Linked DNA regions of Homo sapiens: region 1 is linked to region 2. The links are chromatin contacts, found by Hi-C or POLR2A ChIA-PET in ENCODE. All regions are on one chromosome and are shown on one strand. The core of a region is the stretch at or near the end of the contact, and the rest is flanking DNA. Distances in the headings are between cores, read along the strand shown. Region 1 overlaps MPP7 (MAGUK p55 scaffold protein 7). Region 2 overlaps MPP7 (MAGUK p55 scaffold protein 7).

Region 1 (6,624 bases), core at 3,324-5,823, 68 kb after region 2:
ATAGAATGTAGGAGTACTTTTGCATGACAGGAACTTGGCAGCTTGCATTTCTTGTGTCAATATAATTTAAAGTATTCTAATTTTCTGCCTAAAACTTATTTTTATAGTTTGGTTGCATGTACTACCTAACCGTTAAGAAAGAAATAGGAATTCATTTGTGGTATTGTTTGTTGCTTTTCTATTGAAATCTAAATACAAGTTAAGAATTGTCTTCCTAATGACATCAAATTAATTTAAGTTCAGTAGGATGTGATTTATATTAAATATTTAAATCCAGTATATATTGTCTTCAGAAAGGAGTAAGAAAAAGCTGTTATTCAGGTAGTGTATTTTACAACAGAATATTCAAGTGTGAGTTTTTATAGTGTTGTTTCCTTTTTTTAGTTATCAAAATATAAGAACCTAAAAGTTTCTAATATTGCTGACTGAATAACCTTAATTCAAAATTTTTGTTTTACACAATAACTCTTAAAAAATTCTTGCAGTCAAAGAAACAAGAATGTACAATTTTTCAACCATTTAAAGATTAGAAAGGAAAACACAAAATATTTTATTGTAGAATTTGTTTTAACTAGTCATGATTATTATTATGCAGGTAAAAAGAAAACATTTAACTGAAGCCAAAGGGTATCCATTTAAGCAAGGTGTAACTTAGTTCATTCAAAGGCAAACATTTGTCAGTTGATAATCACAATAGGCAAAAAAGAATTTAAGCATTGAGTAAAATAACGAATTCACTGCACACGGTACCGGTATTTTGGAATGTCTTAACACTTAGGAATAATATATCACAGGATGCTACAAGTCATTGTAATAAAGCTTTTCAAGTTGAGTAAGCTTCTTCTTCCTGGATTCTTAAGTAATTTTATTTGTTGTTTTCATACATAAAGTTAATTCAGAAACAAACACATTGCTTATGTTGTTACATGAAGTTTGTATGTCTAAAACATTGTCAAACATTTTCTTAATATTGGTGGGGTCTTGTATAAACAGAAACACGTGGGGTTTTAAAAAATACCTAACATTGGCCGGGCACAGCGGCTCACGCCTGTAATCACAGCACTTTGGGAGGCCGAGGCAGGCAGATCACAAGGTCAGGAGTTCGAAACCAGCCTAACCAACATAGTGAAACCCCGTCTCTACTAAAAATACAAAAAAATTAGCCAGGCGTGGTGGCACATGCCTGTAATCCCAGCTACTCGGGAGGCTGAGGCAGGAGAATCGCTTGAACCTGGGAGGCAGAGGTTGCAGTGAGCCGAGATTGTGCCATTGCACTCCAGCCTGGGCAATAAGAGTAAAACTCCATCTCAAAAAAAAACAAAAACAAAAAACAAAACAAACAAACAAACAAACAAAAAACCTAACGTATTTTTCCCCTAATACTAATACTATCTGGAAGATGCCAGAGTTCAGAGTTTGGGTGGAAAGAGGTGTAGATGAACTAAGTTGTAAATTTCATATCTGATCACTTAAATCGAAGATGGTTGAGGTGAAGAACCTTCTAACTGTTACTGCTCACACTCAGTCTCAGTGAACTGTGTTCTCCTGGGATTCCCCAAGATGTTGCTTCTCAAACACTATCAGAGTAGATGCTTCTAGTCTTTCCATTGGAAGCGTTCTCAGCCCTATTGTCTCTTGTATTTTGTCCTGGGGACTCAATGCCATGCAGGTTGGAAAGCATTGGTTAACTCTTAGGGGTCTGATCTGTGGTTGCGGATTATTGCAGACTTTTAGGACGGATTGCGGTAGGGGGTGGGGAATTTAGGAAAGTGGTTTCTAGTATGGGGATTTAACCTTGCCCATGTGAATAATAGCACACTAATATAGACACAGTTTCTCCACTTGTCAGGAGTGTCACACATGTCCCTTGCAGAGTGACATCCAGCAGAATGGGACGTTTACTACTGCCCAGTGTGCAGGACTCACCACGTGCTTTTCACAGAACCTTTCTAGTTCATTCTCTTAAGACAGCACATTTATCTTTCTCTTTAAAAAAAAAAAAGGTTTTCCTTTTTTTGAGACAGGCTCTCACTCTGTTGCCCAGGCTTGAGTGCAGTGGCACCATCATAGCTGACTGCAGCTTTGAACTCCTGGGCTCAAGTGATCCTCTTGTCTCAGCCTCCTGAGTAGCTGGGACTACAGGCATGCGCCACCACCCCCAGCTAATTTTTAAAATTTTCTGTAGAGATGGGTTCTCACTATGTGGTTCACGCTGATCTCAAACTGCTGGCTTCAAGTGATCCTCCTTCTGTGGCCTCCCAAAGTGCTGGGATTATAGGCATGAGCCACTGTGCTCAGCCACATTCATCTTTTTGAGATCTTCTTGGCCTCCCCTTTGTCACTTTTCTAACTTTCCTCTCCTGCTCTAATGTACTTGAAGATAGCAGATGGTGGACTCTTGATAACACTGGAGAGAGGAGCTGGCCCTCCCTGGCCACTCCTGGCAGGAGACTCTCCCTTGGAATACCGAAGCTTTGGGGAGGGATGGCGGGCCATGGGAGGTCATGCTAAGTCAGTAGGAAACTTGTAAGAAACTTTATGTCCCTCGACCTCTCTCCTGCCCATTTCTAGTCTGAGACTTGAGTAATCAAAACATGATTTTGTCATGATTAGCATAGCATTGAATTAAAAACTCAGACTCGAGCCAGATGGCATGGGTCCAAATCCCAGTTTTAACATGGACAAGTGTGTTGTATTTTTTTTTCTTTCTAATTAGTTCTTGAGCTCTCTCTAGAAAGTGGCTATAAACTCTAGCCCTGCTCTGATGCAGGGGAGGTGGTCGTGGCTGTCTGCAGTGTGCCTTTCTTGGGATACTTCTTTCTGGTGGAAGGCCTAATGCCTAAGTGTCCACCTGTGACCAGATGTCCTCTCTCATAAGGACTTGATTATATTGACAGACACTCTTGGGGCTCTTGTCTGACCTGTTTCCGGTTTATTCCTACCAAGATAGCCACTCTCTAGGAATGCCCTGACCAGGAAATACTGTAGATTCAGGTGTGCTGGGCAGGTGAGACACAGAGGAGGCAACGTGAAATAGCAGGGGTGCATGAAATAGCAGAGGTAGTGTATTACTCACAGATCCCAGAGAGGAGAGCAGTATACCTCGCAGGGCCAACAGGAAGAGGGGAGTTGTCTGGGATGCAGACTCAACCAGTGTGTGGGGAGCAAGAGAGATGGGGGGACCAAAGCCTTCACTGGGGTCCAGGACATTACCCAAGCAAGCTTTCCTTCTGGGAGTTCTAAATAGTGGGTGTAAAGAAAGCAGGCATGAGTTCCGTGGAGTTATGCTGTGACTGAGAGGTGGTCACTGCAGCATAATTGCATGGTCCACGTGGGGTGTAGAGGTCACGGAGTGAGTCAAATAGGCTGTATCCGTATGTCCCATAGTGAGGTGGTCACCAGCAGGCAGTTGTATAAGGCAGATATCTGGATGGGCTGCCTTGAGGAAGTGGGAGGAGGCAGAGAGCTTGAAGCCATGTCAAGGGCGACTAAGCCCTGTTTCTGATATGAGAAAGTTAAGCCTGCATTCACAATGGATGCCAAAGCAACATAAAATTATGAGAATTCACTATAGGGTTCTTTCTTATCTGAAAAAAATGGGGATTATAGTACTGGACTCATAGATTGTTGGGGAATTAAATAAGTTTGTGTATTGTAGTGTACACAGAACAGTGCCTTCCACATAGTAATAATCATGTGACTATCCCAACTCTCTTCTGAGATCAACGTTTTATATATTTTTTCCTCTTTGTTCAAACTTGCTAAGTCTGAGAAATTCTGTTTCCTTTTCTTACTGGATGTTCATTAAGCATGATACTTGCTACTGAATATATGTGTGTGGTTATATCAGTGATATAAAAATATCATTTTCTCTCTACTTAAAAATTTTATGGAGAAACATTCTTTTGCAAATTTATACAGCATATTCATGAAATTTTATTAAAATGTGAAATATGTACTATATGTGATATAAATTACAGATTTTTTTGTGGATTGGCATTGGTGTTTTAATTTTTTGTTGGTTTTTGTGGTATGGCTTTTATCATTTGATTTCCATGGCGCTAAGTCTTTAATCGAGGGTGTAGTATTTAATCTATCCCATTGGTCCTATAAAAAAATAGACTCTATGTTTAACAACCCACTTTATAATGGAGTACCTGAGATTTCAAAGTGACCCATCTGATGTCCATCATGCCTAGCTGTTTGCCTAAGCCACATCATATCGTTTATTTCTTGTTTTCTAACCGTTTGCTTTAGATGCGCATGACAGGTCAGAGTTACTAAGACATGTGCTTAAATAAAGTCACAACTTGGGTGATTCAAAGCACGAGCCTGAATAATAATAATGATTTGCTTGTGATATTTGCTAATACTGGTCAAACCAAGCCAACATAGTTTAAGGATCCATAGGTATTTGAAAAATAAAAATACAGTGGTATACACCTTCCTGGAAGTGTTTTCTTTGGCCACTATTCTGTAGCTTGGATGGATGAGGGGAGAACTGTTCTGATCACTCCTATTTGCTCTGAGGTCATTGTAGTGAAATGCTTTGTACCTTGACTCATAGTTAGATTTGCCTCTGTAATATTGCCAGTATTTTTTCCACCCTTCTGAAAGCGAGTCTCTGAAGTCATATTTAACTTTTAAATTGCTATCCTCTTAGTAATTTAGGAACTGTTTAGGATTACTTTCTAAAATACCTTTCATCAGATAATATAGACAGAATAAAAATAAATGATTCTGCATAACTCATTTGATATGTATATAACATTGATAATTGTCAGGTTATTGTTAAATTTACAGGATATTTAGATATGTTAAGGACAAAATTTGTTGTTTCTAATATCCTTTTTTCTTTCCACTATTTTTATCGAGAAATTTCTTTTAAGTGTTGAACAGATTGATTTACAAACAAAACTGTTCTATGAAAATAAATGTAATCCCCTTATTAAAGACATTATTTTGAAAAAAATGCTGAAGGTTTTTGTTCTGGTTATTTTTCCCATTTGGTTATTTAATAAGCTATGTAAGGACTATGTTTTGACAACTTAAGTGTATGCATTCTTTTTAAAACAAGGCTGCAGTGCAGCCTAAAATGTAGTTTTTCATAAATTCTATTTATTTGTTGACTGATAATTTTGAAACATTTAAAATACATTTGTTTTTTCCTTTGGCTTTGCTAAGATGAGGAAACAGTTGAGTGTGGTAGGTGGATTTTTTTTTTCCTTTGGGTGCAACATCTTCCTATTCTAATTGCATTTTCTGCACATTTAATCATTTCCTTTCTCATTTTCTTTGTGCTTCTCAGAGGAAATTAAAGGTACATGTATAATAAGTTACCCTGCATAGTCTAGTCATTTTATTTAGTGCACATATATGTAGGATTAAATTGAATATAACAATCAACTTACAAATGTACTCTGTTGTACATCCAAACTTCCATCTTGACGTTACAATACCAAAAATTGTGGTTGCACTTTGTTTTAGAAAGAAATATGCATTTTTTTGCTTTATGCAGCAGAAATATAGAATGTAATCTGAAATAATACATTATATTTTTATTCTGTCAGTAGTCTTAAATGTGAATGAAATAAACAGTATTATTCAAATGTATTGACAGACGTATTTTGATGTAGGATCTAGGGGAACCTTCTCAATTAATTTATTTCTGTGCAGTCTATGCTGCTAGTTCCACAAGAAAGAGGCCTAAAATATTAAGTACCCCACTACTTAAATAAAGTTTTTAAGATATGTATAGCCTAGTATTCATGTGACTTAAAAATACTAGCACATTGCTTACTTTACAAATGTTTTTATCAGTTCTTTAAAAGAAATACCAATATTTCATTCCCCTGTTACTCCCAACATGAAATCTCTTCTTATCAATAGAAAGGACATATTTTCATCTTAACCTTTCTGTCTAATCCAATGAGCCAAAATAAGTGCTGTATTTTTACCTATTATCTAAGAGCCTGATTTACAAAAGTAAATGTACTTTGGGGGATCAGGTGGCATCATTTTCTTAACTTTAAAAATATAGGTCGGGCGTAGTGGCTCACGCCTGTAATCCCAGCACTTTGGGAGGCCAAAGTGGGCGGATCACCTGAGGTCAGGATTTCGAGACCAGCATGGCCAACATGGCAAAACCTTGTCTCTACTAAAAGTACAAAAATTAGCCGGGTGTGGTGGTGCGTGCCTATAATCCCAGCTACTCAGGAGGCAGAGGCAGGAGAATCGCTTGAACTCAGGAGCGGAGGTTGCAGTGAGTCGAGATTGCACCATTGCACTCCATCCTGGGCAAAAGAGTGAGACTCCATCTCAAAAAAAAAAAGAAAAAAGAAAAAAGAAGAAAATATAAACCTCTCAGACAAGTCTCGTATAATTTTCTTGGAACTGCATCAAGAAACCACTGAAGAAAGTTGGAGGAATTAAAAAAACCCTGCATGATGTTTAAAAATATCACTTTAAACTTAAATATAAAACAAACTGTTTTATGTTTAAGAGTGGCATTGCAAGGGCTGTTCTATGCTGTGCTTTACCTAATTGTTTTAAGTGTTTTTTTTTTTTTTTTTTTTTTTTTGCGTCTGCGGCTGGCCTTCTAACTGTTCTGCTTTATTTCTTGGC
Region 2 (6,816 bases), core at 13-2,512:
TTGCACTTCTCCACCTCTTGATGTTAGTTATGGCCACATGACTTGTTTAGTCAATAGAATGTGAGTGGGAGTGAAGTGTGTCACCGCTGGGCAGAAGCCTTTAGCAGTCAGTGCACTCTGTCTCTTCTTCCTACCCTCCAGCCCCCATTGCTGACTGCTGATGTTCCAGGTGGTGGGAGTTCTCCCCACCTGGGTCTGAGCACGTGGGCTTGTGGAGCAGAGTTCACAGAGGAAATGCAGTAGACAGAGAGTGTCTGGGGGAATATAAACTTTCGTTGTTATATGCTGCTAAGGTTTAGGCATTGCTTATTACCACAATATTATTTATAACTTAATTTTAACAAGTATTTTCACTATATTACATTTCAAATATATTTTTCAAATATGGCTTAGTGATGTAGAAATTAAAATAAATAGTTATTAACATTGCATGAGGCTAATTACTTTTAGGTAGTTGCTATTGATCTAACAGTTGCGCTGTAGAAAGTTCATATTCATTTTCTTGTCAAAACTTGGTAATTTTTACATTTTCTTCTTTGATAGACATGCATCTCCCCTCTGCAACCACTGTGGCAAGGCTTGAGAAAGGGTGATATGTCTTGTAAGATGTCCCTGTTTTACTTGATTATTCCAGTTTAATATTAATATATTAACCCAGGAGTGTGCTATCCTGGATACTTTTGATTTGTGTTTCCTTTCATCACTAATAAAACTAGAAGACAAATGTATCTACATTGTTCTTAGAGTCCCCTGTTTCATTACTACATTTCACAATTATTTTTGCTTAGCAAGCGAGGGCTATCAATATCAAAGTATAATACACCCCCTCCCTTCTGATAAAAAACTTTCCTATTTTTTTTGAAAGGCTTGAGTGTATCAAATGGTGTATTTTCATATGCAATTAGTGTTTTAATTGTACCTTTATTTTCTTTCTCACTTTGGAAGCATAGCATCTAGAATTGCTTTCTTCCTCATTGTTTTCATTTCTGTGTTCAGTTAAAAGCTAAATGAAAGGATGTTAACTGCCAACTTTAAAAATACATTTTATTTGTGAATTTCATTTGTTTAAATTGGAATGTTATAAATTATACAGATGGTAAAAATTTGATTTTCATTACTTGACAAAGTTGGCATGTATCTTTGTCTTTTAATTTGAATAAATATTTGGCTAGCCACTATTGTGTGCCTAGTAAATTTAGGTAGTGTTTCAAGCCACTTTTTAATATTATGTGCCTCCACTAGGTGGTGCTCATTCCTTCGGGACATCTGAGACCTAGCTTAAAGAATTTAGTTCTGTCACTGATGGGTTAAAGATAAAAGAAGCAAATTCAGGCCAAAGCAGTACGAAAAACTTGTGAAATTTTTTTATTTCATGTAATGAGTTGTGAAACTCTGTAGTAGAGGTATTTATTATTATTAATGTATGATATTTCCAAGAAATCAGTAATTTTATTATATGGCTCATTTATATAAAATGTATTTAAATAGTTATTATAGATTGTGTTAGATGATGGGGATGCAATGGTGAAAAACAGACACGGTGGTCTTAAACCATATGACTCTTGGAATCAACACTCAAGTAATCACTTGAGTAAGTGTGTAATTATTACTGAGATAGGGACAGGTTTTTGGTGCTTTGAGTGTATAAGGGGCAGAGAAGGGGGTATTTTCCAAGATTCTGGGAAGTTTTATTGAAGAACTGATCACTGATCTAGTTAAATAAGATCTGAAAGTTGCTGAAGAATTAACCAGTGTGAGTGTGTTGGAGGAGAAATTTCACAGTGATGAGGTTAGTGTGGGGTTGCAAGGAGTTCTTTATCTGCACCCCAGTCGTTGTAATGGTTGGATCCAATGGACCTTTTCAGTCCTGGAGACATCTGTTCTTCAGCTTTAATTTCTTGATAATTTCCTTCCCTCAGCTCTTCTCCTCTTCCATCTTTCTAGAAGTTCTTTTAGGTGAATATTGGCCTTTCTGGATTTTACCTTTGCTTTTAAAGAGATTTCTTCAACTTTTACTACATTTCTCTTTAAAATCTTAAAAATTCGCTGCTGCTATTTTAATTCCAGTACATTTGAGAAGAATGTCTCTGTTTCTTTTTTGTAACATCTTAGTCTCATTCCATGGATACACTATAGAATCTTTCTGAGGATAATTAAACAAAACAAAAGCCCCCTTTTTGTTGATTCTGTGTTCCATGAACTTTTCAAAGTTCTAAGTACCTTGTTTCTCTCTTCCAGCAACCCTTTAGATAGATATTAATCTTTACCCCATTGTAAAGATTAGAAGAATGAGGTACCACTTTGATTACACAGCCAGTTAGGTGGTAGAGCTGGTCTTGAACCCAGGTGGTCTGACTCAAGTTCTACATTTTTACTATCATGCTACTCTGCTTGTTGATGAGTATTCAGTAGAATGGTTTCGGTTTCATTTTCAATTCTCCTCATTTTGTTCACAATTTTTCTTTACTCTGGGACTTTTTTTTTCCTGTTTTGCCTGCTTGGTGTTTATCCTGTGGGGGCTTTCCTCAAATGTCTGCTTATTCTTGGTTGTCTGCCTGTGTTTAATAGTGAGTTGTTAAAAGAGCTGATTGGAAGATCTATGTGTTGGAGCAGGGCCTGGTGACAGGTGGAATCTCTGTAGAACAGTGGTTTTCGACTGAGTTGGATTCCTTCTCGCCTTTCCTGGTCATTTGGCAACATCTGGAGGCATCTTTGATGGTGATGACTTGAGGAGGGGGTACTGCTGGCATCTAGGAGAACAGCTCAGGGATGCTGCTGAACATCCTGCGATAGACAGGAAAGCCCCTCACAACAAAGAACTATTCAGCCTAAAATGTCAGTAGTGCCAGAACTTAAAAACTCTGCTTCAGAGGGAAAGGATGAAAAATCAGCTACTGTTGGTTACAGGAGGAGAGATTGCAAATCCCAGAATAAAGAGCCATTTTTCTCCATGGCTCTTCAGTTTTTTCATCAGAGAGACCTGGAATCTGCTGCCTGGGCCTTAGGTGGCTGGCTGCTTGACATTCTGGATCAGCCAAGGGAAAGGAGCCCCTCACAGTATTTAGGGTTTCAGCACCTGCATGCCTGGCATCCCTGATCCGCCAGCATGACAGTGTTCCCTGGGTCAAATTGTCTCTTTTAAACAATTCCCCACTTTGTCTGGTTCTATGCGGTGGCTTCCTTTTTCTAAAAATTTTTGAACTCTCTAGTCTTCTGTCTCATTTCTGTTATTTTTAATTTGAAAAATCATCTTAGTGCAACTTAGGATAGAGAAGAGATCCGTATCTTTAATCACTAAACTTTGTAATCATAATTTTTAGTGGCATTATTGTAATCCATCAACCGCTTATGCTATGGTTTATTTAATCATTTTCTTATCATTGTACAGAACAATTTTTCCTTATCAATTCTTAGGTTATTTTGAAATACAGCTTATATAGGAACAATTAATCTACGAATTTTCACAATGTTGTTTTGGTGCCCTTGCACCCTCCAAAAGTGAATCAGTAAGAACTCTTTTTTTTTTTTTTGAAATGGAGTCTCACTGCGTTGCCCAGGCTGGAGTGCAGTGGCGTGATCTTGGCTCACCACAACCTCTGCCTCCTTGTTTCAAGTGATTCTCCTGCCTCAGCCGCGCCACCATGCCTGGCTAATTTTTTTTTTTTTTTTTTTTTTTTGCATTTTTAGTAGAGTTGGGGTTTCACTATGTTGGCCAGGCTGGTCTCGAACTCATGACCTCATGATCTGCCTGCTTGGCCTCCCAAAGTGCTGGGATTACAGGCGTGAGCCACTGCGCCCGGCCAGAACTCTTTTTACTATCGGTATGAATACAAAGATTTTTGTATATTTGATGAGTTTTAGTCCACTGCAATTATTCTTGTTTTTTTCTTTTCTTTCTTTTTTTTTTTTAAATTATACTTTAAGTTCTAGGGTACATGTGCACAATGTGCAGGTTTGTTACGTATGTATACATGTGCCATGTTGGTGTGCTGCACCCATTAACTCATCATTTACATTAGATATATCTCCTAATGCTATCCCTCCCCCACCCCCCCACCCCACGACAGGCTCCGCTGTGTGATGTTCCCCGTCCTGTGTCCAAGTGTTCTCATTGTTCAATTCCCACCTATGAGTGAGAACATGTGGTGTTTGGTTTTCTATCCTTGCGAAAGTTTGCTCAGAATGATGGTTTCTTTTTTTTTAGACAGAGTCTTGCTCTGTTGCTCAGGCTGGAGTGCAGTTGCACAATCTCAGCTCACTGCAACCTTTGCCTCCTGAGTTCCAGCAATTCTCCTGCCTCAGCCTCCCTAGTAGCTGGGATTACAGGCATGTGCCATGACACCTGGCTAATTTTTTATTTTTATTTTTAATAGAGATGGGTTTCACCATGTTGGTCAGGCTGGTCTCAAACTCCTGGCCTTGTGATCCACCCACCTCAGCCTCCCAAAGTGCTGGGGATACAGGCGTGAGCCACCATGCCCAGCCAGTGCAATTATTATTCTTTTTGATGCTAAAATGACCCCAGCTTTGGCCATTGGGAGTGCCTTCAAGTTGACTCCTGTGTTTTGTTTTGTTTTGTTTTGTTTTGTTTTGTTTTTGACCCAACTGCACTGGGCTTTGATTGCTTCTTTGCTTTTTGGCCTGACAGGGTCTCTCAGGCTTATTTTACACATTTCCTGCCCCTGTATATTTTAAGGTAGATTTCTAGAATTGAGAATTGCAGTGATGCAATCTCAGCTCACTGCACCCTCTGCCCCCTGGGTTCAAGTGATTCTCAATTCTAGAATCTCTTGTTAAATACTGTATTGGTTCCTAACAGTGACCAATAGGAATTCCTTTACCCTGCTCTTCCCAACTTCTAATTTAAACTACTATATACTTTTTTAAAACTCCCAATTAAAGGTAATCAATGAACTTATTTACTTTACATATATTATTTCCCTTCTCTTCCTAATTTTTGGTAGTTGTATTTGACCTGCATTGCTAGATTCTAAAAAAGCTGCATTCTACTTTTTACTCTGCCCCATTGTTTAACTTTAGTTAAATACAGTATATTGATGGTAACTATCATTTCTTATCCAAAAGCTTCTCTGATTATTTCAGAAATTCATCCCCTAGTTGCTCTCCCATGGAGAGGGCTCAGGGAGCAATTTTCCCTGAGCTCTTACAAGTTTTTCTTGTGGTCTTTACATTAATAGTTGAAGATCAGTTTGTCTAAAGTTAAAATCCTTGGTTCATAGCTTCTTGTTTTGAATATCTTAAGTATCATACTTCTTCAGCTTCTGGTATAAAGTGTTCGTAAGTATGGTGTCAATATAACTTTCTTTCCTTTATAAGTGTTTTTGTCTTGATGTTTAAAGAATGTTTTTTAAAATTTCTGATTCTTAAAAAATATTTCTCAGTGTTGACTGTTTAGTATCAGTTTTCCCAGATATTCAGTATGTTCTTTTAATCATGTATGTTCACATACTTTTATTTCATGGCATTTTAAAAAAATTCCTGCAGAACCCCAAAATGTACCCTCCTCTCCCCCATCTTCTTGCTCCTTTACTTCAAACTCTACTTCCTAAGTAAATCACTCGGCTCACTTTAAAGTTTATGGGTGGTTTGCCTGTTCTTGGAAGTTTCTTTTTTTCCTTTTTTTTTTTGAGACGACATCTCACTCTGTTACCCAGGCTGGAGTGCAATGATGCAATCTCAGCTCACTGCACCCTCTGCCCCCTGGGTTCAAGTGATTCTCATGCCTCAGACTCCCAGGTAGCTGGGACTATAGGTGCGCATCACCACGCCCAACTGATTTATGGATTTTTAGTAGAGATGGGGTTTTGCCATGTAAACCAGGCTGGTCTCAAACTCCTGACCTCAAGTGATCCGCCCACCTCGGCCTCCCAAAGTGCTGGGATGGCATGAGCCACCATGCTCAGCCATGTTCTTGGAAGTTTCTTTAAATGGAACCATGCAGGATGTATTTTGTTTGTGTCTTTCTTCTCTTGCTCAAATTATATGATTCATTTATGTTGTTACTAGATTAATTCATTTTTGTTACCAAACAGTATTCTATTCTGTAAGCATAGAACAATTTATCTATTCAACTGTCGATGGACATTTTTACCATTTCTGATTTTTGACCACTTTGGTAATGCCACTGCTGTTAGCAGTCCTGTACAGGTCTTTGCCTGAATGTGTATGTGTTTCTGTTGGGTATATACTAAGGAATGGAAATGTTGGGAAATAGGATTTTCATTCAACTCTTTGTATATGTATTTTCTTAAGGTATGATGTAAGAATGGAGTTGCGGGGTATCTTTGTTTTGTGTTGCTACAAAGGAATAGTCGAGGGTGAGTAATTTATAAAGAAAAATTTGTTTGGCTCACAGTTCTGCAGACCGTACAAGAAGCATGGTGCCAACATCTGCTCTTGATGAGGGTCTCAGGACGCTTCCACTTTCAGTGGAAGGCAAAGCGGAGCTGGCATATGCGTGTCCTATGGTGAGAGAAGGAGCAAGAAAGAGAGAGGAGAGGTGTCAGGCTCCTTTCATTAACCAGCTTTCATGGGAGCTAAGAGTGAGAACTCACTCTCTAGAGAATGGCACCAACCATTCACGAGGGATCTGTCCGCATGACCCACACACCTCCCAACAGGCCCCACCTCCAACATTTCAACATGAGACTTAGTGGGGCCAAAAGGCTCCCCATATCCAAACCATAGCACTGGGTAATTGGGTATTGTTGCGGTTTGTATTGCCACGATCAGTGTATGACAGTCGTTGCTGTTCCACACACACATTCTTGCTAGCCCTTGGTATGGTGGGGCTTG

Evidence for each region. Hi-C counts contacts between places; a loop is a spot of excess contacts on that map. ChIA-PET counts read pairs that join two places held with the same protein, here RNA polymerase II (POLR2A). Pooled maps may share reads with other maps.
Region 1: a loop to region 2 is called in a map of esophagus muscularis mucosa, with 1.9 times the contacts of the local background. The contact joins two enhancer-like sites. A Hi-C loop is called at or near these places in 3 of 168 maps with a recorded cell type or tissue (aorta, esophagus muscularis mucosa and psoas muscle) and 2 of 50 pooled maps. POLR2A ChIA-PET finds 5 or more read pairs at or near these places in 1 of 52 experiments (HCT116).

Annotation. Positions count from the first base shown.
Region 1 is chr10:28,109,805-28,116,428 of GRCh38, reverse strand. The region is part of intron 11 of MPP7 (MAGUK p55 scaffold protein 7); the gene reads left to right. Among named protein-coding and RNA genes, the nearest start is that of SNORD130, 40 kb to the right of the region's middle. Within about 2 kb of position 4,573, at least 2 of the 41 ENCODE cell types and tissues checked have a DNase peak (open chromatin) inside an H3K27ac peak, as active enhancers do; they include HCT116, where a contact is called at or near this core.
Region 2 is chr10:28,174,122-28,180,937 of GRCh38, reverse strand. The region is part of intron 3 of MPP7 (MAGUK p55 scaffold protein 7); the gene reads left to right. Among named protein-coding and RNA genes, the nearest start is that of SNORD130, 100 kb to the right of the region's middle. Within about 2 kb of position 1,262, at least 6 of the 41 ENCODE cell types and tissues checked have a DNase peak (open chromatin) inside an H3K27ac peak, as active enhancers do; they include HCT116, where a contact is called at or near this core.